3 separate regions of the Homo sapiens genome follow, and all the other regions are linked to region 3. Evidence: chromatin loops called from intact Hi-C (ENCODE). Cell type or tissue: Caco-2. All regions are shown on one strand.

Region 1 (8,000 bases), 170 kb after region 3:
TGCTAGCGTGTCTTGTTTGGACCATATAACACCTTTCTAACTAGTCTTCTGACCTCCAGTCTCTTCTCTATTCAATCTTCATGGTACAGTTATTTTCCTAACCCCCAGCCCTGAATGTATCACTTCTCCTGCCCACAAATCCTCCATGCCTCCCAATCAAAACGAAAGCCCTCATCCTGTCATTCAAGGCCTTTCAGAGCCTGACCCCACCTACACTTTTGCTTTCTTAGCTTATTACATTTCTCTTCCATAACTCCCTCAGGCCAAGAGCCTCCTTGGGCTACAATTTACTTTGCTGAATTTTTTTGACAGGTTTCCCAAACTTGAATAACCATGGAAGTCCCCTCCCCACCACTGCCTATGTTTCATGGCAAAATATTTACAAACATCTCATGGATACTAAGTGATTCACGGTACTCAGTTTGGGAAACACTCTCTCTGCCCTTCCTTCTGGTTGCCAGCGGCTTAACTATCTATTTCAAGAGCTTCCCAGGTCTTGAACTGCAACTCAAAATAACTATCTAATGTTGTCATACCTGCTACCTCTCAATCTGATTTTATTTTATTTATTTTATTTATTTATTTATTTATTTATTTATTTATTTATTTATTTATTTATTTTGAGATGGAGTCTCGCTCTGTCACCCAGGCTGCATCTCAGCTTACTGTAACCTCCCCCTCCCAAGTTCAAGCAATTCTCCTGCCTCAGCTTCCCGAGTTGTTGGGATTACAGGTGCCTGCCACCATGCCAAGCTAATTTTTGTATTTTTAGTAGAGATGGGGTTTTGCCATGTTGGCCAGGATGGTCTCGAACTCCTGACCTCAGGTGATCCGCCTGCCTTGGCCTCCCAAAGTGCTGGGATTACAGGCGTGAGCCATTGTGCCCAGTCCAATCTGACTGTTTTTAAATACTGAGAAGGCTCTACAGAGCTATGGAACGGGAACACTCCACTATCACCACTCTTACTCCTTCTTTTTCTTCTTTCCTGAGCTGATACCACATTTTCCTCAAGAGTTGAATTGCTCAAGGTCTATCATGATTTAATTAAATGAGCATAGTTGACCATTCAACCATCTTTGTTTTCCTAACTCCAAATAGCCTCCTGGAGCAGGTATGTATCTATGCCTCCTGGGGCTACTCCCTATTCCTGCACCTGTGACAGACATTGTTGGTGAATTACAGCACTTGCCTCTGGGGCCTAGATGTGATGATGGAGACTCAGAATCCAACTCAATACAATTCCCCAGGCAGGCTTTATCCATCAATCAGAGTTGGCATGCAGTTGAGACAGTCCTTACCATCAGTGACCTAGTTGATTAGCTAATGTGTTCACTAGAAAAGCTCTGTTTCAACTCCCTTATAGAACATAGAGTAGTTTCTAGTTGCATTCTGTCTACTCTAAGCCTTTCAGGCTAGAGGATTTGGGTTGTGGGTGAGGATCTATTATTAGTCTAATTTGGCATGAAAATTGGAGTAAGACTGCCAAGGTCAGAAAAGTTTCTCCTAAGAACCGCCCTAGAGCATTGTCTGCCTCCCATCTCTATTTCCTGCCAAAACCCACAGAAATGTCTGGTGAGCTAGCTGGTCTTTAGCCATAAGAAAGAGTACCATAGAGGCTACAAAACAAGTGACAAACTACCCCTGGAAGGATGAAACTCTGGGGCAGACAGCAATTGGAGATGCCTTGGATGTCCCAGAGCAGCGGCAAGGTTTTCCACTTGGCCTGAGCTGATGGAACCATTTGCAATGGAAAGCCTGATATCTTCGGTCAGGTAACAGGCTGCTCCAGTTTCTTCTCTCTTCTCCTCCCCCTCCTTCTCCTCTGAGTTGATCGCATTTCCTTGGTGATGTTCATGCTTAGTCAGTAGATCTTAGGGAACAAGTGTATACCCCATTGGGACCTTGTCCGTGTAAACTACTATGTACTAATTAATGTTTTCCTCTGTACTGCATCTTCCTTCCTCTCTTTCTGGCACAAGCATTTATTTAATACCTACTGTGTGTTAAGTGGTAAGCACTGCCGTAGAGAAAAAAGCCCTTGAATTCTGTCTGGAGCCACCTGGGGATGCTGTATATGAAACAAATGCCACAGCCCTCATTAGCAGAAAAATACACTTCAAGTTGCTTCCTGTCTTCTTTAGGCCTCAAGAAAGCTGTAACTGAGTGGGAAAATGTTGAAACCTCACAGCTAAAATGAGAGCATTCCAGGGAATTCTACAAAATCATGAAGTGCCTCCATCAGTTGAACACAAACCAATTCTCAAACCCAGGAAACCGTAACGAGAGATTGGGTGAACACTTCCTAGCTCTGACTTATTGCCAGGCATTGTTCTCATTGTTTTCTATATATTAACTCTCTAAATCCCCACAGTAATGTTATGAGTTAAATACTCTTATCATTTAAAAGATGAGAAATAGAGGCACAAAGAGGTTAAATGACCTACCCAAGCCTCAACAGCTAGGAAGTGGTAGAGCTAGGATTTGAACCTATATAGTCTCATCGCAGAGTCCTAAACTGCCTGAAATATGTACATTTAAGCAAAAAACAAAAAGTGCTGATTCATGGATTGGAATGGAGTGGGATGAGTAATAACTGGGTGGTGCTTTTTATCTCAATATGTTAGATCAGCTAAAGACAGAAGGGTTTTGATAGCTGAGGGGCCCAGTGTCTATCCCATACTTTAAGGAAGGCCTCAGAAAGGCCAGCTGCTCCCCTAGATCCACCCACAGCTCCTAGTGTCCCCTGACAGACAGCAGACTGGTGCCAGAGTAGTTTCATGTGGTTGAGAGCCAGATATGCAAACAGTTCTGCATGGGTCCCTTTATGCACTTACATACTGTATTTTTTACTAGAAAATGGTGACATATTTAGTACCTAGTGCAGCAATGTCGTAGGTCCTACAAGTATGAAGCCTAACTTCTAGAATGGACTCTACCACCTACTGTCCCTTGATTCAGTTCTTTGCAACTATAAATATTTATTCATTCAGTAAATAATTTTGAGACCTCCTCCATGCCAAGCAACATGCACTAATTTGAATTCAATAGTTGCCCTAAGGTACTCACTATTTGCTGGTGGTGACAGTCAGATAACGGGATCTTTATAAGCACTTCCGCACTGTGTCCTCAAAGTGTGCCAGGGAGTGAGGGAGGGCTCAACCTGTCCCTCTTCCCTAGGAGTCTGTGAGCAGCAAATGAGATCATACAGGGGAAAGGGCTTTGTAAATAGCAGAAGGTGAGAATGGGGTGTGTGAGGAGGTGGGGAAGAGGGGGAAGAAGGAGGAAGCAGAGGGAACGGGAGGCAGAAGGGAAGGAGGGGTGAAGGAGAAGAGAGGGAGTGGCAGGGGGAAGGAAGGGGAAGTAAAGTGGGAGGACTTCAACTAGGAGCTGGCTGCCTTTTCTGGAGACCTCGGGCAGGCAGCCGCCAAGCTGAGTGCTCCATCAGGGGCTGTGAGCCTGAGTGAGGCCTCACAGGAGTGAGGGAACCAAGCCTGAAGCTCAGGGCTCACTCTCCTAGCAGGCCAAGTCCAAACCTTGCAACCGTTGCCAGACTACTCTGGACTCCGTCCTAGTGGGGGCCTTAAACTCGTGTTATGTTGCTTGAGACTAGGTGCTTTCGCTGCTCCCCATGCACCCCAACCTCTTCAGGATCCCAGCTTGAAAAGTGACAAAGGCCAAGCTGTCCCTCTATTGTGATGCCCGATTTCTCATGAATCCCCTTATATAATGGTATCTCTGAGAAATGGTGGCTCGAGGTGACGCCAGCCACCACCATTCTCTGTACTGAATCGCCACCTAGAGGCCAGTTCTAGCCCAAACCAATGTGTAGGCCAAGTTTTCAATTTTGCCTCAAGATAGAAAACAAAACAAGAGTTATCTTTGAACAAAAAGATAAAAAGGCAAGAAAATGGCACAAGACCTTTAAAAGGACTCCATCAGTCCCTTCACCAACCCTGTGGTTTGCTGATGAGATATGCAAGGGCTGAAATGTCTCCACTTCTCAATGGGGCAGGATTTCCTCCATGGCTTGGGACCAATGTGAGAATGTCACTGTTTCTCACATATTCTAAAGTCTAGATTTGAAGAACAAATATGCCAAGAAAACCCTCCAGTTTGCCCTGCATGTCAGACCCCAGCCCATCTGCTCCTCTTCTTTCATGCCCAAATTCAGACACGTTGGCTAGCTTGGGAAGACAGCTCAGCAGAAGATAGGATGTCCTTTTTAGGAGAGTTTGCTAATTTGGCTTACATTTCTGGAATTAGATGCCCTACACTGAACATGAATACCCATTAATCCTGGACCATTTATTGGGAAGTAGTTGGATGAGTCTACAAAGGCATCGAAGGTAAGTTGATAGTTCAAAATGAGCATCAAGGCCGGGCATGGTGGCTCAACGCCTGTAATCCCAGCACTTTGGTAGGCCAAAGCGGGCAGATCACCTGAGGTCAGGAGCTCAAAACTAGCCTGGCCAACATGGCAAAACTCCGTCTGTCTACTAAAAATACAAAAATGAGCCGGATGTGGTGACAGGTGCCTGTAATCCCAGCTACTTGGGAGGGTGAGGCACGAGAATCACTTGAACCCGGGAGGCAGAAGCTACAGTGAGCCAAGATCGCACCACTGCACTCCAGCCTGGGCATCAGAGTGAGACTCTGTCTCAAAAAAAAAAAAAAAAAAGAAAAAAAAATGAGCATCGAGGTATTTTGGTCTGAAGAAAATCCAAGCTACATGGTTCCAGATCTTCAGTGCCCCAGCTTGAACAGTATCAGGAACAGCAGAGTACTAAGAAAAGTAAGCCAGGCTCCCAAACTGAGCAAGGACAGTTTTCTTAATCCTCTTTTTAAATTTTTTAGGTTTTTCTGTTCATTCCTTTGCCAGTCTAGTAATTCAGCTTCCCACTACTCAGCTTATTGAATTCTTAAGTATAATTGGAAAACAAGATACATAAAATATTCAAACTCTCATTATCAAAGCATCCTAGTTTGTGACTGCTTGGGGATAGCAGTGTGTGCAGTGTCCAGGGAATGCCCACAGAGGCTGCAATACATTTTTGCAGGCAAGCAGCTGCTGGTCCCTCTTCAGACCAACAACAATTCAAAGAAGGGGCTCCCTTTAGAGTAAACCTGGAGGAACCTTGGGAAAATTAGACTGATGTTTGAATTTATGAAAAAGCCACAGCTGTTCCCCAAGGATAAAGTTCAGTCCATTGATCGGCCAAAGGGCCCAGAGGAAATGAAATTGCCATTTCCTTTACCCATCCACCCAAATAAGTTAGACTTCTAAAAACTGAAGTGTTTCCTTCTCTCCAGCAGAAATGATTCCACTTGGTGCTCACAGTAATCTTGTGAAGTAAGTACTATCATTGCTGTCATGCAGAGAAGGAAACAGAGGCTAAAAGAAATTTAGTAATTTGCCTGTAAGAGGAGTAGTCAAGATTTGAACTCAAGTGCTCTGCTTCCAGAACATCTGCAGTTTTCCCAATACTGCCATTCCCCTTGGCATGAAGCCAACATACTAAGTCCTAAAGAAAATTATCTGAGAAGTAATTCAGTTTGCCATAGATTGTTGCATGAATTCCTACACAACCACTGGAACTACACTATAGGTGGAATCAGTGGGCCAAGGACAACCCTCATTCAGGAATGATGCTCATTGTTGGTCAGTTAACACTATATACTTTCTGGGAGGGTCAAAACTTCTCAATCAAACAAAAAGGTTTCTCTTGACTGTTTCCTACTTCATTCTCTTCATTTAAGCCAGACAGGCTCTTTGTCCCCTATAAAACCTCCTACAAGACTTTGTCATTATTGTTCTCCAGGTAAAGGGAGTCCTCTCCTGGGAAAGTTAAAAAGAACCACCATAAACCAATTGGAAGAAACAAAGACACAATGGGGACAGTGATGGGGAGACATCAGGTGACATCAAGACTTCCCAGGATCACACAGTCAGTGAGGGGCAGAACTGCTCAGAATCCAAGTCCAATAGACTCTAGCTGAATGAAGTTTTCTTTCTTTTTTTTTTTTTTTTGTTGAGACGGAGTCTTGCTCTGTTGCCCAGGCTGGAGTGAAGTGGTGTGATCTTGGCTCACTGCAACCTCCACCTCCTGGGTTCAAGTGATTCTTTTGTCTCAGTCCCCCGAGTAGCTGGGACTACAGGCACAAACCACCATGCCTGGCTAATTTTTGTATTTTTAGTAGAGACGGGGTTTCACCATGTTGGTCAGGCTGGTCTTGAACTCCTGACCTGAGGTGATCTACCCGCCTTGGCCTCCCAAAGTGCTGGGATTACAGGCATAAGCCACCATGCCTGGCCTGCACTTTTCATTTAATCATAGTTTCAGAACATTGTATGTTGTTTCTAAGCAAAATCCAACTAGGAATCCCAGTCTCTAGGGCTAGCCCTAAAATAGCTCACTGGGGTTACTTCTCGCTACTAACATTCCCCATGCCCCATCTTGAATTGTCCCAGATAGAGAAGGGAGTGGGAAGAGGGTGCTCCATTCTGAGTGCCCATAACAATAGCTAATAGCAGCCAAAATGTGTTGAGCACTGTGCTGGGCACTGTGCTTATTACTTTATATGCATCAGCTTATCTAATTATCTCAACAAACATATAAGGTAAGCATGACTATTTCCATTTTACAGATAAGGGGAACGAGGCACAACGCTTCTAAGAAACTGGCTTAAACTCCCACAACTGGTTAAGAAGTGGGGGTAGGACTGGAGTCCAGCTCTGTTCACCGTCAAAGGCAGTGCTCTGAATCACTCACTTTTAAAAACCTTATAGTAAATGCAGGGCCCAAGGACTTTGGCTTACCACAAGGAATCCTCATATATGTAGCCAGCTGTCTCTGCAGTAAATTGGCAGCCCCTGCCTAGCCATGGAACTCCCACCATGGATGGCAAACTGGAGACTTGGGAGTTTAGTTTCTAGTTCTTTTGCCCAAACTCTTTTATTGGGGGTTGGAAGAAAGGTAGGAAGAGCAATGAGAAAGGAAACGTTCTGGCTTAATGGAGAGAGAAAGAAAACAGAACAGGTTTGTTTCTGTAGCCAAAGACCTTCTAAAAGCCACACCCCTGCATTCAAGAGCTGCAGAAGAAATGCTGTTCTTCAATTCTTCCACCAGCCTCAGTAACCATTTCACTAACAAGTCTTACATCAGATAGAACTTAAATTAGACACAGGAAAGGACTTCTGGTCAAAATGAACAGTCATTTCTGTAAATTGGGATTTATCTTTACAAAATCCCTTCACTGAACTAAGAAAAGTCTTAGGGCCTTCTCTAAATAAAGGCTGCCCAAACGCAAAAATACTGCAGCTTTCAACAGGGGAAGACATGAGGTAGTTTTCAAACTTCTCCTCTCCTCCCTGGGTTTTATAGTCTTTTGCACTCAGGGGCACTTCGGGAAATGGTACACATTTGGCGGGTGAGACAAGTGACTGAGGTCTGGAAAAGGTGTGAGAAAGCTGGTGCACGTGCAGGAGTGGGGCCCAAAAGGTAACGCTCCTGCCGACATGATGCACTGCTTTCCCCCAGACCTGCAACTGATGATGATTTTGTGCTTCTCCAAAAGTCAAAACACTCAACCTCACACACCTAAAAAAGAACTTAACCTTAAGTTCCTTTTTAGTAAGAGCCTATCTGTGTGGTCCCTGAGCCACCCCCAGGTTACATGTATAAAGAACAAAACCATGGAGGTAGCAATAATTCACTATTTGATGACAATTGTTTCTTTCTGCACTAGCTGTTTCTGGCATGGAACATATACCCGAGTGCTTGCCTCTGGAGCTTGCCAAGAATAAATAATTCAAACTAGCCTCTATAACTGCTGACCTTAAACCACATACCTACTGTTTTCAAGACAGAGAAATTCACATTGGCTTTGATGGAGCATTTAGAAAAGAGACAAAATTAAACTACTTAATTTTGAGTATAACTCATGAGCAGCCAGTCATTCCACATATGAGATTCTACATATTGATTTCAAAATCCAGTTT
Region 2 (8,000 bases), 66 kb after region 3:
GTTGCCCTGGCCATGAGTGGACTGTGGGGGCCCAGCTCCTGTCCCCAGGGCACCTTAAAAGAACTTTAGGATCTTTGACTCCAAGTTCAAATGTGGGAAAGCCACAAGGTGTGTTTGGGGCGTGGGAAAAAGAGCAGAATGGCTGGGACAGTGTCACTCCAAAGCCAGGTGGGGAAGAGGCAGAGGAGCAAGGGATAGATTTTATTTGAGGAAATGGGAGACCACCAGAGCGGGGGTGGGCTAAACCACTGCCCCCTATAATTGAATGCAAATTTGGGTATGTTTTTCTAGGAAGACCATAGCTTTCATCAGATTCTCAAAAATGTTGTGACCACCTACAGTAAGCAAATACTGCATGGAAGGCTCTTGAGCACATTTTGGGAATATTGCTCTGGCAACAGCACATGGTAGAACGGAGTTTCACCAGTTTCCCTGGTGGAAAAACATGTTCCATGGCAAGATAGTGTGTAAATATTTGAGATCTGACATTTGGTTGTTTGATAAGATTGTCTGCCTCTCTGCATATGAGTTAGAAATTTTTCTTTTCTAATAAAGGTTGCCCCCTACTTTATATGCCTGTTACCTTCATGGGAACTAGCTGTTCAGCTGTGTGGCCTCAGCGGTCTCCAACAGTGATGTTTTTCCCTTTGTTCCTTACCTGACAGCTAACTTTCAGTCTGCCTGGGGCTCCCATCCTTATGTCCTGCTTCTCATCTCATTCTAGATTGGTCTGGTGCTGGGTCATTTATTCATTAAACAAATTTCTTTTGAGTGCTGACTATGTGCTAGGCATTGTGCTAAGTGGTGCAAAAGTCCTGCTTCTTGACTTCAATAAACTACAGTGCAGTGGTGGGGGCACCTAAGGAGTCAGGCAGTGACAGCATGTGATAAAGGAAACCAGCATAGGGTTCCACTCCAGCAGAGGGGAGGGAACTAGTAGGGCCTGGGTCACCTGAGACAGGACCTGTGACAGCAAGGGGGGAGGGGAAGGCCACCAAGGTGAGGCCTCATCTTGTTTCTGTGCCAAAAATGCCTTGACGCCTCATTGAGTTTGAACTTTCCTCAAATATTCAGATGAATCTCAGTCTAGCTCTCTGTATAGTCTAAGACCAACTACTATTAGCTTTGTGTGTTTTTTCCTTTTTCTTACAGGTTCTAGGAGGTTGTCTTAGTCTGGTCTATTTTTTGCCACTATAACAGAATACCACAGACTGGGTAAATTATAATGAACAGAAATGTATTTAGTTCTGAGGCTGGGAAGTCCAAGAGCATGGAGTTGGCATCTGATAAGGACCTTTGTGCTGCATCGTCCCATGGCAGAAGGCAGAAGAACAAGAGAGCGCTTGAGAGCAAGATAGGAAGGGGGGCCAAACTCACTTTATAACCACCCTACTTTTCTGATTACTAACCTACTCCTGTGACAAGAACATTAATCCATTCGTGAAGTCTAGAGCCCTCATGACTAATCACCTCTTACTAGGCTCCGCCTCCAAACACGATTGCATTGGGGATTAAATTTCCAACACATGAACTTTGAGGGACACATTCAAACCATAGCAGAGGTGGAAGCAAAAAGGAAGAAAACTAGCTTCAGGAGAAACTCAAAATGTGTTATTAAGATAGTCAGGTTTGTTATTTTTGAGAATGAGGACATTTGTCTCCCTTTATCCCAGGGATGGCCCCCGAATCATCCACCTGGCAGGTGCCTCTTCTGCCGCTCATGGCTCTGCCCACATCTGTGCCTAGATCTCCTAGGCAGAGACACCTTGAGAGGATATCTCTCCCTCTCCCAGTCCAGTGGGTGATGGGAGGCAGGCTGCCCTTCCCTTTCTGTCCTGTTCCTTAATTCTCCACCCTACCACCATGACTGCACAAAGGGTACTTGATGTCAGACCTACCTAAATGGGGGAATTGTGACACCAGAGAGAAATCCACAGAATGTGGAGAAAGAGAGAGGGAGAGAGGGACTTTAAGGAATCAGCTCACATGATTGGGGAGGCTTTGTGCGAGCCTAAAATCTGGAGGGTAGGCCAGCAGGCTGGAGACCCAGGGAAGAATCCAAAGTCAGTCTGCTGACAAAGCTCCCTTGAGAGACAGGGAATTCTACCTGAATGACTGACTTTGGACTCCGTTCCATCGAATGGATGAGGCCTACCCACAGTATAGAAGGCAAACTGCTTCACTCAAAGTCTACTGATTTAAATCTTAATCCCATCCAAAAATACCTTCACAGAAATATATTGGATGATATTTAAGTAGCTATCTGGGTACTGTGGCCTAACCAAGTTGGCACATGTGATTAACTATCACTAGCCTCCCTCAACTGTAGTTCTCTAACCTCCCCATCATAAGGCAAGGCTGTTGTCACTGCAAAAGAGACAGAAGGCAGAAGCATCGCATAACCCAGGAATGAGATAGTGTGCTCCTTCTACCCACGTGCACCCTACCCTGAGTGTTAACATCTCATTTCTTTCCTCTTGCTTCTTGCTGTAAGTTTTAAATGGATTTAATAAACCCTGTTATTGAAGCATCTTAATTTGACCTATGAGTCTTTCCCTTCTGTGACCTTTGAAATAGCTTACCTGGTAGTGTACTTGAAGAGTACCATTACAAAAGGGAATTTCCACACTACAATGCCTAAAAACTTGGCATCGGCTTTGCAATGACACTTTCCTGAACCTTAGGCCACCTCTTGCTTATTCTCAGTAGTCAGCAGGGAATGGAGACAATGAGGATCAAAATCCACCCCATCCCTGTGTTGGTAAAACAGCTTTCCACAAATATTTGTATTTTTCAGGAACTAGAGGAGTGGGAGAAACTGTGAAGTTACCTTCTGTTCTGCAGTAGCTGGTTATTAGGAAGGACAGGAACACTAGTCAAAGGCCCTGACAAACGACAGAAAATAAAAGCAGAAGTCCCCAGATCCATCTCCCTCACTACCTCCTCCTGTAAGAGCTCCAACCTTTCAGGCTGTCTTGAAGGTCACTTCCAGGTTTGAAAGGGAGTTTGTTTTCTCCTGATGTGTACACGATGTGTACAAGAGGGAAGAATGGCACAGGCTGGCAGTTCAGCCTCTTAAAAACAGGAATACCTCTTTTTTAACCCCCAACACCTATAGCCTGCCTGGCACATTATTTTTTTCAGGTAAACCTTACTGAATTAAAGAGAAGTTGGAAAGAACGCCTGCTGACTGGCCTGCAGGGAGCACTGGCCTGCCATGAGCACTGGCTGCAATGAGTATGGGCTGCAGGCCAGTCAGCAGGTTCTGTCTCAAACTTCTGGCATCCCATGTTAGAAATCTGAATGCAACTGTCCTGAGAAGCACCGTTAGACATGGTGATTATGTTCTTTAGAACCATGGCACTGCACCAAAGGAGTTAAGTAGGATTTTTCTCAACTGGTCTAGGGGCATAACTAGCATATTATAACATTATTTTCCTATGCAAAATGCACTGCTGATTTCAACAGTGGATTTCAGAATCCACTTATCTATAAACTGAGAACCGCCTATACATACCATCCCTATTGCCACTCAATCCTGAAATTCAAACAAGTTCAAATACCCATGAGTCTACAGGAAAGGGTTTGGTTTCCACCTAAGGTGCATGCAGTGATTCTGCACTCTACCCTGCACCTTGTAGCTTAAATGTTGTAACACCCCAGTGCAGAAATTGTTCCTTGTTTTCACACCTTCTCAGTGTTCACTCTCAGCCCCTAGCAAATTGTGAATGCAAGAAATAAAGTGATCACCACACTGCTTTTTATTTCCACTCACACCTTCTCTCTGGAAAGTGGGAGGGGTAGGTTGTGATGGGTGGGTGATGGGGAAGAGTATGTGCAGCTGCAACTCCCCCCAACGGCACACCCACGCATTCTCAGGTAGGATGAGCCAAGACATTAATATCCTCATTATTCTTTCACTTAAATTATTCTGCCTGACTTAATCCTCTAGTCTTATCAGTAGAGGAGGAGCTTCTGCCCCTCAGAATGAATGTTGTTAACAGGAAAAAGACTCAGTTTACTAGAGACTTAGTATATTGAATGAACGCCACATGTTAAATGATTATGAACTATAGAGGTTCCTATAGCATCAGGCAATGCAAACTTTCAAAAAAACATATTATGCAAACCTCTTAAGAGTGTCTTAGGAAACAAATTTTGGAGAATATATTTGCAGCCTCATATAGCAGCAATTCTCAGCTGAAGAAGATTTTGCACCCCAGGGGACATTTGGCGATGTTTGAAGACATTTTCAGTTTCCACGATTGGGGGAAGGGATACAAACCAGAGATGCTGCTAAATGTCCTGCAATAACATAGGACAGCCCCAGACAACAAAGAATCATAGTGTCAGGGTTGAGAAACCCTAAGTTAGATGGATATGTCTGGTTTGTCACCATTATGATGTTATCTAGGGAGACAAACCATTAGCAAAACCTCATATTTGCAAAGATTAAAATGAATATAAAGGCAAATGACTTTCTTCTGAATTTTATTTCCTCATCAGTGGTTTACTATACAGGTTTTCATACCGTAATTTAAGAATTTTGAACTTTTCCTTGAAGTTTGATTTTGATTTCTTATTGTTAACCATTTTTCACACGAAAATCAAGTTTTTATTACTCTAGGCAAGTAATTGTTGTGGGAACAGAAAAAACTACAAAGTGTATTGAAATGAAATGACTGGCTCATTCACCCAATGACTGTGGCAGGTTATATTTTCTGAAAGTGGCTGCATCAATATCCTCCTCCTCCACGCTCTTCTTACAGAATGTGACTTTGGCATTCCTCCCATTGAAGGGTGGGGCCTATGTTCCTCCCTCCAGTTGAATCTGGGAGGTTTTTATGACCATGGCACACTATGTGACTTCTGAGGCAAGGTCACAAAAGGCATATAGCTTCCTCTTCCTTATGGTTTTCTTGGAACATCGGGAAGCACAAGCAGCTGCATGTAGGTGTTCTGGCCAAAGTCCCCGGTGGGGCGTTGAAGTCCCACTGTTAGGTCTTCAGCGTTAATTGCCAGACATGTGAGTAGTGACAAGCTTTTAGATGGCTCTGCCCTCAGCCATTGGGTTACCTGCAGCCTTTCAGTCTTTTTAACAAAGGCCCCAGACTTTGTGGAGCAAAGAGAAGCTGTCCTCACCTTGCTCTTTCCAAATTTCTGAGCTACAGAATCTGTAAGTATAATAAAATTATTGGCATTAGGAGAAATACCTAATGTAGATGACAGGTTGATGGGTGCAGCAAACCACCATGGCACGTGTATACCTATGTAACAAACCTGCACATTCTGCACGTGTATCCCAGGACTTAAAGTATAATAAAATAAATAAATTTTTAAAAATGTTATTGTTTTAAGCAACACAATTTGGAGTAATCCTTATGCATCAAGATATACATGGAATAGGAACTCTCCCTCAAATATATATATATATATACCTATCACATTTACCTGTTATATATATTATATATGTTAATATATAACATATACATATGTTATATATATATGTTATATGTATATAAATAAACATTTATCTGCAATAAAACTTCCAAATTACTATACATCATGGACTTTCATTTTTTTTTTTACTTTAAATTTTTTTTATTATACTTTAAGTTCTGGAATACATGTGCAGAACATGCAGGTTTGTTACATAGGTATACATGTGCCATGGTGGTTTGCTGCACCCATCAACCTGTCATCTACATTAGGTATTTCTCCTAATACTATCCCTCCCCTAGCCCCCCCACTCCCCGACAGGCCCCGGTGTGTGATGTTCCTCTCCCTGTGCCCATACATCATGGACTTTCAGGACAGCTGAAAAGTGGTCAAAACCACAAAGTCTAAATTTTTCAATGTCAAAGATCTTCTGTCAAAATCGTAAGTAAGTGGCAAACATGCATGACTCTCCTACTCTGCACCTAAGGCAGACATCACTCATCATAGAACTTTTCCTAATGAGCAGGAATCCAGCCTTAAAATGCTTCTCAATAAAGCTCCCAGCAAAACACGAAAACCAAGTGATCAGGGCTGGCACACAATTTGAAATCACTTTGCCATCCCCAGTGTTCTTTGTAAGAATTGAGGCTGGTTTTCACTGGCTCATCCCCAGACAGAAGGATTTAACTATTGTTTAATCAGGTGCACACAAAAGAATGTATGGCTTTGCAGAACTGTTTGCAAAAATTTTGTTATATTAGCTTCGTACATGAACATTGTGGACATGCTTTTATCATGGTTTTTGAGAATTTGGCCATAAAACAACAATAGCAATCTGTAGATGCCAAGAACCACTTTTATTAAAAACAAATAAACCCAAATCCCTGGTACATAAGAAAAATATTTAACCCCTAAAAAAAAAAACCAGGGAAGAATCTCTAAAAAAACAAAAAGGTAAATATGATGAGATGAACCCATAGTCTAGTCAGTGATTGAAGATTGCCAGCTTTGTGGGATAGTTCAGAGGCAGGGTCTTTGCTTTTGCTTTGATGAGGTGAACACAGAGTGAAAGGGCACAATGGTACATGTATTATTATTATTATTATTATTATTATTATTATTGAGATGGAGTCTCACTCTGTCACCCAGGCTGGAGTGCAATGGCGTGGTCTCGGCTCACTGCAACCTCTGCCTCCTGGGTTCAAGCAATTCTCTGCCTCAGTCTCCCGAAGAGCTGGGACTACAGGTTGCGTGCCACCATGCCCAGCTAATTTTTGTATTTTTAGTAGAGACGGGGTTTCACCATGTTGGTCAGGACGGTCTCCATCTCTTGACCTCATGATCTGCCTTGGCCTCCCAAAGTACTGGGATTACAGGAGTGAGCCACTGCGCCCAGCCATATTATTTTTGATGTTTGTTCAATGCACATTATTTTAACAGGTCTAGGGAAGAGCATGAAGTGAATATGCCCTCTCTTTTTCAATTTTCTGTTTATGAATTTGATGTCTTCACCTACAACTGACAGCTAAATTTCCTCTCTCATCTATCAGGGATTCTGGGAAGCCTAAAGTTGTTTATTTTTAAAAGGAATGTAATAACGGTTACTTGAAGAAAATGACTGAGGTGATTGAATTCCTGGGCAGGCAGGCGGACCACATGACTGAGACAGTTTTTAACCCAAGATTGCAAGGATTCTGCAGACCTCACGCTCATCTATCTTATTCTTTCATGGTGGCCTTTTCAGCTTTCAAGCAAATTACCTATAGAAAAGGGGTGGGGTGGAGAGAGAAAGAAAAAGTCACAGTGACTGAAATTCTCTAATTGTCCTTTTGAGAACATTTTAAAATCATAGTTCACCAAGGAATAATCCTGAGAATGTTGTAGAGGTAACTACAATTATCCTCTGCACCTCTCTGCTTGCTGTCCTGTGGCCCCTTCTCCCTTTCAAACACCCCACTCTCCTCGCATCTCCTTTCCCTGCAAACAATCCTTTGTCTTCATGTGTAGACACTGAAGCCATCCTTTTCCTCCCCAGTCCCTTCTAGGACTTCTCTATTCCACCCTTCTAGAAAAACTGCTTGACTCCTTGGCTAATCCAATAAACTGATTCAAGCTGAGGTGTTATTTTAGTCTTTTCCTACTAGGAGCCACTGCCCCATAGGAAAAAAATAATAATTGAGAACCATATAAATTCAAAGCAAGTGGATTACATTGTCTTGTTTATTTAGAAGACTACATAAAAATTAAAAATTCCAAATAAGGTAAAAAAAAATCTATGGACAGTAAGTTCTCACAACTCTGTATGATACATATTATTGTGTCCATTTTCCTCATGTGGAAATGAAGGCTTAGGCCTGTCAAGAGACTGCTCAGGATCCCAGGATTCAAACCCAGACTGACTTGACTGCAGAGCACATGCTCTCAACTGCCATGCCTCTCTGTCTCCTGAGAGAAGTTTGGGAGATTTAATAGGGTAATCTTCCCTGGGCGGCTTGAAGGAGCAAGGACATTTTACCACCCTGGTTCCTGATAGCCAACATTAAAACTCAGAGCACGTGGTT
Region 3 (8,000 bases):
TTCTTTTCTCTTGTTTCTTTTAGAATCCTTTCTTTATGCTTGACCTTTGGGAATTTGATTATTAAATGCCTTGAGGTGGCCTTCTTTGAGTTTAATCTGCTTGGTTTTCTATAACCTTCCTGTACTTGAATATTAATATTTCTAGGTTTGGGATAACCTCTCTGTTATCCTTTCCGTAAGCTTTCTACCCCTATCTCTCTCTCTCTACCTCTTCTTTAAGGTCAATACCTCTTAGATTTGCCTTTTTGAGGCTGTTTTCTAGATCTTGTAGACATGCTTCATTCTTTTTCATTCTTTTTTCTTTTGTCTCCTCTGACAGTGTATTTTCAAATAGCCTGTCTTCAAGCTCACTAATTCTTTCTTCTGCTTGATCAGTTCTGCTCTTTAACAGGCTCTGATGCATTTTTCAGTATGTTGATTACATTTTTCAACTCCAGAATTTCCTCTTGATTCTTTTTGTTTCCATTTCTTTGTTAAACTTATCTGATAGGATTCTGAATTCCTTTTCTGTGTTATCTTGAATTTCTTTGAGTTTTGTCAAAACAACTATTTGGCATTCTCTGTCTGAAAGGTCACATATCTCTGTCTCTCTGGGATTGGTCTCTGTGGCCTTATTTAGTTTGTTTGGTGAGGTCCTGTTTTCTTGGATGGTTTTGATGCTTATGGATGCTTGTCAATGTCCAGGCTTTGAAGAATTAGGTAGTTATTGCAGTCTTTGCAATCTGGGCTTGTTTGTACCCGTCTTTCTTGGAAAGGCTTTCCAGGTATTTGAACGGACTTCGGTTTGGTGATCTAAGTTTTTGATCACTATAGCCATATCTGCATTAGAAGTTACCCCAAGCCCAGTAACGCTGTGGTTCTTGCAGACTCACAGAGGTCCTGCCTTGGTGGTCTTGGATAAGATCTTGAAGAATTCTCTGAATTACAGGGCAGAGACTCCTCCCTTACTTTCTCCCAAACAAATGGAGTATCTCTCTGTGCTGAGCTGCCTGAAGCTGTGGGAGGGGTGACACAAGCACTCCTGTGGCCACAACCACTGAGACTGTGTTAGGCCACACCTGAAGCTAGCACAGCACTAGGTCTCACCAAAAGACCACCGTAACTACTGCCTGACTACTACCCACATTCACTCAAGGCCCTAGGACTCTACAGTCAGCAGGTAGTGAAATCAGCCAGGCTTGTGTCCTTCCCTTCAGGGTGGTGAGTTTCTCACTCTCCAGACTGGTGCAGAGACGCTGTATGGAGGCCAGGGCTTAGAGTTGGAAACCTTAGGGATCTACCTAGTGCTCTATTGTTCTGTGGCTGAGCTGGCACCCAAGCCATAAGGCAAGCCCTTCCGTCTCTCTTTCTTTCTTTTTTTTTTTTTTTTTTTTGAGACACAGTCTCACTCTGTCGCCCAGGCTGGAGTGCAGTGGCACAATCTTGGCTCACTGCAACCTCCGCCTCCTGGCCTCAAGCAATTCTTCTGCCTCAGCCTCCCAAGTAGGTGGGATTACAGGCTCCCACCACCACGCCCAGCTAATTTTTGTATTTTTAGTAGAGACAGAGTTTTATCATGTTGGCCAGACTGGTCTCGAACTCCTGACCTTAGGTAATCCCCTCGCCTCGGCCTCCCAAAGTGCTGGGATTACAGGCATTCCTCCCCCTCTTATTTCCCATTTCCACAAGCAGAGGAGTCTCCCCCCATGGCTACTGCTGCCCCAGGCCTGTGGCAAATGCTGCCTAGCTACCACTGATGCTCACTCAAGGCCCAAGGGCTCTTCAGGCAGCTTTTGGTAAATGCCACCAGGCCTAGGACTCTCACTTCAGGGCAATGGGCTCCCTTCTGGCCCAGGGAAAGTCCACAACTTCCATCCTAGAGCCAAGGCCTGGAATTGGGGGCCATAAGAGCCTGCTTGGTGCCCTTCCCCACTGTGACCAAGCTGGTACCTAAGCTCAAGTCAAAGACTCCTCTACTCTTCCCTCTGCCTTTTTTTCAAGCAGAAGGAGTCCTTCCATGTAGTCCTTAGATCTGCAAATGTGCTGGGTCACACCTGAAGCTAGCACGTCTCTGAGTCTCACCCAAGGCTCATGACAAATGCTGCCTTACTACCCCCTGCTGATTATTCAGGGCCCAAGGGTTCTTTGGTCAGCAGTTAATAAATTCTGCCAGGACTGGGTCCTTCCCTTCAAGGCAGCAGGTCTCCTCCTGGCCCAGGGTGTGTCTAGAAATATCTGGGTGCCAAGGCTTGAAATGAGCACCGTAACGACTCTGCCTGGTGTCCTATCCTATTGAGGCTGAGCTGGTATCCATGTTGCAAGACAAAGTCTTCTTTATTCTTCCTTCTCCTCCCCTCAGGTAGAAAGAAGGAGTCTCTTTCAGAGTTGTGAGCTGAGCTGCCTGGGGTTGGGGTAGGCGTCGCACAACCATTCTCTTGGCCACCCCAGGTTGTGTCTCACTAGGTCACGTGCACCCCAAGTCCACACGGCACCAGGACTTGCCCAGGAATTGCAGTCCTTGTGGCCTAGAGTGACTTTCGAGTTTATTTAGAACTCCATAACACTTTAGCCCATGGTATGAAGGGTGGCTGGAATTCAAGTTCCAACTTCTCAGATGGACAATTCCCCTGAGGTTAGGGCTGGTTGAAATGTTCCCTCCATGGGTGCCAGCTGAGACCCACCTGGTGTTTTGTTTGTTTGTTTCTGTGACAGGGCAGCACTGAATTCCAATACAAAGTCCCACAATCCCTGTGCTCTCCCTCCCCCAAGTACCCAGATTTTCTCCCTGTGCCATGAGGCTGCTGCCAGGGGATGAGGCGGGGTGGCACTGGCATTTCAAAACTGTCTTTCCTACTCTCTTTAGTGCCTCTTTCAGTGATACGAATTTAAAACCAGGTACTGTGATGCTCACCTGATTTTTGGTTCTTATGAAGGTGCTTTTGTGTGTTGATAATTGTTCAACTCGGTGTTCCTGCAGGGAGGATGATCAGTGGAGGCTTCTATTTGGTCATCTTGCTCTGACTCCTGATCCCTAGATTCTGTTATTATTATAGTAGACCCTACCGTAGGTCGCGGCTATTTTCTTACAGCAGTTTGCATTTTCCAAGCTCCTCTAATTATGCCCCTTTAAAAACTTGGGATTCTGTTGGTCGCATTTTCTAGACACCAAACAAGGATATACAGTTTGACCTGGGATTTTTGTCTCATAATCAACAATAAGAGATATTTTGTGTGATGTATTGTGGACACCACATTACTAACATTTCTGTGACATTCTTACTATAGGAAAAAAAAATCAAAATATTTGAAATGTAGAAAGTCCGAGATAAACAAGGGTTTATGGATATGATAGTTATAATAGCCCACAAATGCCCAATTTTGAGAAGTAGAGTCCAACTTCAAATGCAGAAAATAATATCTAACTTGATTCTTAGTGAAAACACAACTTTTAATGGGCAAATGTGCTGTTTACTAAATTAAAATGAGAAAAAGAAGGCTGAAAAGGAAACACCCCTTTATCATCAAGGGAATCTCTTAGAATTTTCCTCAAAGTAACCCTTCTGAATCCGATGGTCCAAAGAAGGCATTACATCTCCTGACTTGTTGTAGTTTTAAAAAAGAGGCGTGGGGCCAGGTGCAGTGGCTCATCCCCCCAGCACTTTGGGAGGCCGAGATGGGCAGATCACCGAGGTTAGGAGTTGGAGACTAGCCTGGCCAACATGGTGAAACCCCATCTCTACTAAAACACAAAAATTAGCTAGGCATGGTGGTGCGCACCTGTAGTCCCAGGTACTTGGGAGGCTGAGGCAGGAGAATTGCTTGAACCTGGGAGGTGGAGGTTGCAGTGAGCCCAGATGGTGCCACTGCACTCCCACCTGGACAACACAGTGAGACTGCATCTCAAGGAAAAAAAAAAAGACAAAGAGATGTGGGATGGAAGGGGATGGGGCAGGTATCATGAAAAAGTAAGAAGGCCGTACTGCAAACTACACATTAACATTATAGAACATTTTATGTAAGTGGTTACTGTTAATTTGTTATAAACTGTGCAAACTTTGGTTTTCAGTAACATTCAGATTTATCAGATTTACTCAAAAACAGGGAAGGGAAAGAGAGTTGAAAATTATATTTTAGCAAAAACATGGGAAAAAAGCTATAGTGTTTGTACACAAAAGTTAGCCTCCTAGTAACCAAGGCAAAGAGGAAAATATGATGAGTTATGTAACTTATTTTTATATAAGTTATATAAATAAGTTATATAAAATATAAAATATAAATATAAAATATAAAAACATATAAAAATAAGTTATATAACTTATTTTTTCAATAGAAGCAAACAGGCCAATTAGTCATGAGAACAACCCCTTTCTGACACTGGACTCTGTGAACAATTTGTCACAGGGGTTTTTTAATAGAGGAAAAGAAATTTTTTAATAAAGGACCTTGAGCAATTTAATGGCTGATATTTTCTAGTTAGGAGATTTTACATATATATGAGAGCAGAGCTGTTAAAGAAATGTGTTTCATGCAGGGTAGGAAAGACAGAATCACTCTCTCTCTCTCTCTCTCTGTCTCTCTCTCACACACACACACACACACACACACACACACACACCCCCAACACCTACATCCTTGTCAATGTACACATACCTTCAAAGGGTACGTGGCCCAGATGGGGTATGGCCATAAAGAAACCACAACAATTACATCATTACTCACTCACGGTTCTTCAGCAAGGTAAGAAGAGATATGTTCCCTTTGAAGTGGGCATAATCTTTCTTTCCATCCCAGACGCCTGTGTATGGGGAGTGGGATTTGTAACAGTTGACAAATTTTGCCACCTGTTCTGCCACTCTTTCTTCTATTGAGGCGTAAGGAAGAGTAATAGGTAGGGAGAAAGGTGTTCACATCATCTCTTCCACCCAGCAAGTTTTGTGGCTAGAGTCCTTCCTGGCTGGGGGGAAGAGCTGAATCTCTATGCTGTGATCCTAAAAGAGCAGGAAAGTAAGCTAAAGATGATATATGCTGGCAGGTATAGATGAAAATGGTAGTTTCATTGTGCTCTCCATGTTATAAAACAGGACACCTTCATAGAGAAAGATCAGAGGAATAGCATAGGGAAATGTGTTTTTCAGAATGCTACCTTCAATGCTTGACTGCTTGTTAAAGACCTATCAAAACAAACCCGAACAGGCTACTATGTGGTGCTTTGGTGGATTAACACTGGGCTGGCTCTTACATTCTGAGATTTCAAAGTTCCTTTGAAGTTAGTGTATTAGGAAATCACTTTGCAAGTCACACCACTGTAAGCTTTAGATGTTTCCTAATAACTCTGTGATGGAATAAGAGTTGACTAACTCTTCAGGATTTAACAAGGAAGATAAATTTTTTCTTGGCAAACATGAAAATAACATCCCTTAACCAGTGAAAAAAGAACACGGAAGTCATATGGCATTTGCCAAAGGTGATCTTTTCTTCTAAAAAGTCAATTTCCTTCAGAATTTTGTAACAGTTCTGTTCCCTTAATGTGGCCCTACATCTTAATATTACGGTAATTTCTTTAAAATATTAAAGTTTGACTTGTCATTAAAGTAACCATTATGATCCTCGATTTTGTTAATATTACTTTAGTGACCTTTCAGTTTGAGGAACATAAAGTCCTTCATAGGAGAATTAGTCTTCTACTTCCCCTTAGGATCACTTGGGTTGAATTGGTGATTAGGGTGTGAGAGCCTGGAAGGTGACAAGACAGTTCATCTCAAGTACCTCAGGGATCAGGTCCTGACTCCTGATACAAGTTAGAAGTTCCAGAAGTCCCCGCTTACCCCACAGTTGTGCGCTCAGTGGTTTTAGTTACAGGTGGTCAACCACATTCCAAAAATAGGTAAGTACAGAACAAGAAGGTAATTTGAGAGATAGAGATCGCATTCCCATAACTTTTATTGACATATATTCTTATACTCGTTCTTATTGTTGTGACTTTCTTACAGGGCCTAAGTTAGAAATTAAACTTTATTATATGTATGTATGTATAGGAAAAATGATAGTATATAGAAGGTTTTGGTACTATCTGAGGTTTCAGGCAACCACTGGGGGGCTTGGAAGGTATTCCCTGCAGATAAGGGAAGAATATTACTGTACTGGTTTTCCACATACTGAGTGCTTTTACAACATCAGTGCCTCTTAGAAAAGCTAAAAACAAATCACACAAAAATAAATAAAGAAAGAAAAACACATCACACTGATTAAAGAGTAATGTAACAGAAATGCTCTGCTATTTTAAGGTAGCTGCAACATTTGGATGTGAATCTAATGACTTTCCTGTTATCACATCTGTGTATATTTATAAACTTAGTGTAGAAACGTGTGTCACAACTGATCCCTTGAAAGTAGTCGAGGTTATGGTGTGGGGGATGAACATGAAATTTAACTACAAGATAAAGCTTCTTAAAAGGTCAGTGGGGTGGACAATAGCAATTGTTCCAGCTGAGCTACTTTTCACACTACATTTTTGATGCAATGACTAATTATTGTGATTATTTTCGCCAGCAAAGTTTTCTTGAGAGTTAAACATATTTATTTTCTCTTTTCATCCCTAAAAAGTTTTTCAAGCTTTGGAGGAAATCCATATGTTTTCTACCTATACTGAAGCAGTGTGCTCTCTTATGTTTCCACAAATGGTGAACCACCTTTTTCCCATTGCTCTTCTGTCTGTGACACATATTTCTCTCTTTGTATCTGCTCAAGAAAGCCAGCTGGGGCTTAATGAGAATAGTCAGCTCCCATGTTGATAATATTCTCACCTGACCTTTTGAGGGCCCCTGTTCAATAACTGTGCATATAGCCAGTGGCCAATAAGCTAGAATTTAATATAATGAGCTGACACATCATTTCAATAGAAGGAGATAGTAGGTGTAGAAATTGCAGGTTTAAAAAAAATTATCTGTAGTATCTGAAAAATTACTGTCTACAGTTTTTCAGTTTAATATCAAATGCGGCCCCTTTACTGAGCATTTATCTGAAGAAGTTGCAGAAGAGAGTTATTGGAGCTGCCACACCCACAGTAGTAGAAAGAATGAGAGATTAGCAGAATTCGATATATCATTTATAATATAATAATAACTCCTTAAATTCCTATAATTCTTCATACTTTTCAAAGAGCTTTCACACACCCACATTCTTGTTTGCTCTTCACAGGATCTAGGAGTGATCATACCAATTGAATTTGAGACCAAATGAGCATAGCTGGAAATCATGTTGCTCAAGATGTGACTTGTGAAGAACAGTCCAGCTTTCCAAATTTTGAATTGTTTGCACCACCATAAAACAAACACTAGCATAAGGTCTTCAGGAGCAAAATGAAGCAGAGATGTGGGGACAAATTAACCAGATTATCACATTCTGTCTGTTTCTTCCCCAAACTGATAATACAAAGGGAAAGAGTATCTTGGCCTGTGTGTTATTTGAATTCACACTGTTGTTAACTTTATCTGTGTTATGGAATTCATAATATAATTGTCAGTTATTTGCTCGGTTAACTGTGTGGTTAATTTGATTTTTCAGTCATTGAACAAAATCTTTGGTAGTTAAAATGCCTGATGAGTGAAAGATATTGGTACCACGCTTCCTTCCACATGAATGAATGATTTCTGAAAATGATCACGCACAGGAATCAAACTTCATTTCAATTTTTCTAGAGCCAGGTTAAGTAAATCTAACCAGTATACATTCATTTGGTCAACAACTTTAAAATTTAGAATCCCAGAATTTTATAACATTGAAACAGGGCAAGAAATCAGTAACAGAGGGATGTTGATATCTGTTTATTAAATACAAAAATATGAGACTAGCCAGAGAATTTATGAGTACAGATTTCAGAAAGTTTGGTTTAAAATGGCACTGGCGGCACTATTCACAATAGCAAAGACTTGGAACCAACCCAAATGTCCAACAATGATAGACTGGATTAAGAAAATGTGGCACATATACACCATGGAATACTATGCAGCCATAAAAAATGA

What was found. Hi-C counts contacts between places; a loop is a spot of excess contacts. Peaks named below come from ENCODE experiments on the same cell type or tissue, not always from the same donor. Only the 100,000 strongest peaks of a DNase experiment are listed, where the experiment ranks them.
Region 1: a loop joins it to region 3, with 2.9 times the contacts of the local background. A loop is called at or near these places in 2 of 110 quality-filtered maps.
Region 2: a loop joins it to region 3, with 7 times the contacts of the local background. A loop is called at or near these places in 2 of 110 quality-filtered maps.

What each region holds. Positions count from the first base shown.
Region 1 is chr1:113,136,489-113,144,488 of GRCh38, reverse strand. No RefSeq gene overlaps it. Among named protein-coding and RNA genes, the nearest start is that of LRIG2, 67 kb to the right of the region's middle. RefSeq lists an enhancer at 3,514-3,683 and a cis regulatory region at 3,063-3,963. In Caco-2, a CTCF peak has its summit at 3,803 (motif pointing left); a DNase peak (open chromatin) is centred at 3,768.
Region 2 is chr1:113,239,559-113,247,558 of GRCh38, reverse strand. No RefSeq gene overlaps it. Among named protein-coding and RNA genes, the nearest start is that of MAGI3, 150 kb to the left of the region's middle. In Caco-2, no CTCF peak of the experiment used is centred here; a DNase peak (open chromatin) is centred at 4,898.
Region 3 is chr1:113,305,220-113,313,219 of GRCh38, reverse strand. No RefSeq gene overlaps it. Among named protein-coding and RNA genes, the nearest start is that of MAGI3, 81 kb to the left of the region's middle. In Caco-2, no CTCF peak of the experiment used is centred here; a DNase peak (open chromatin) is centred at 4,619.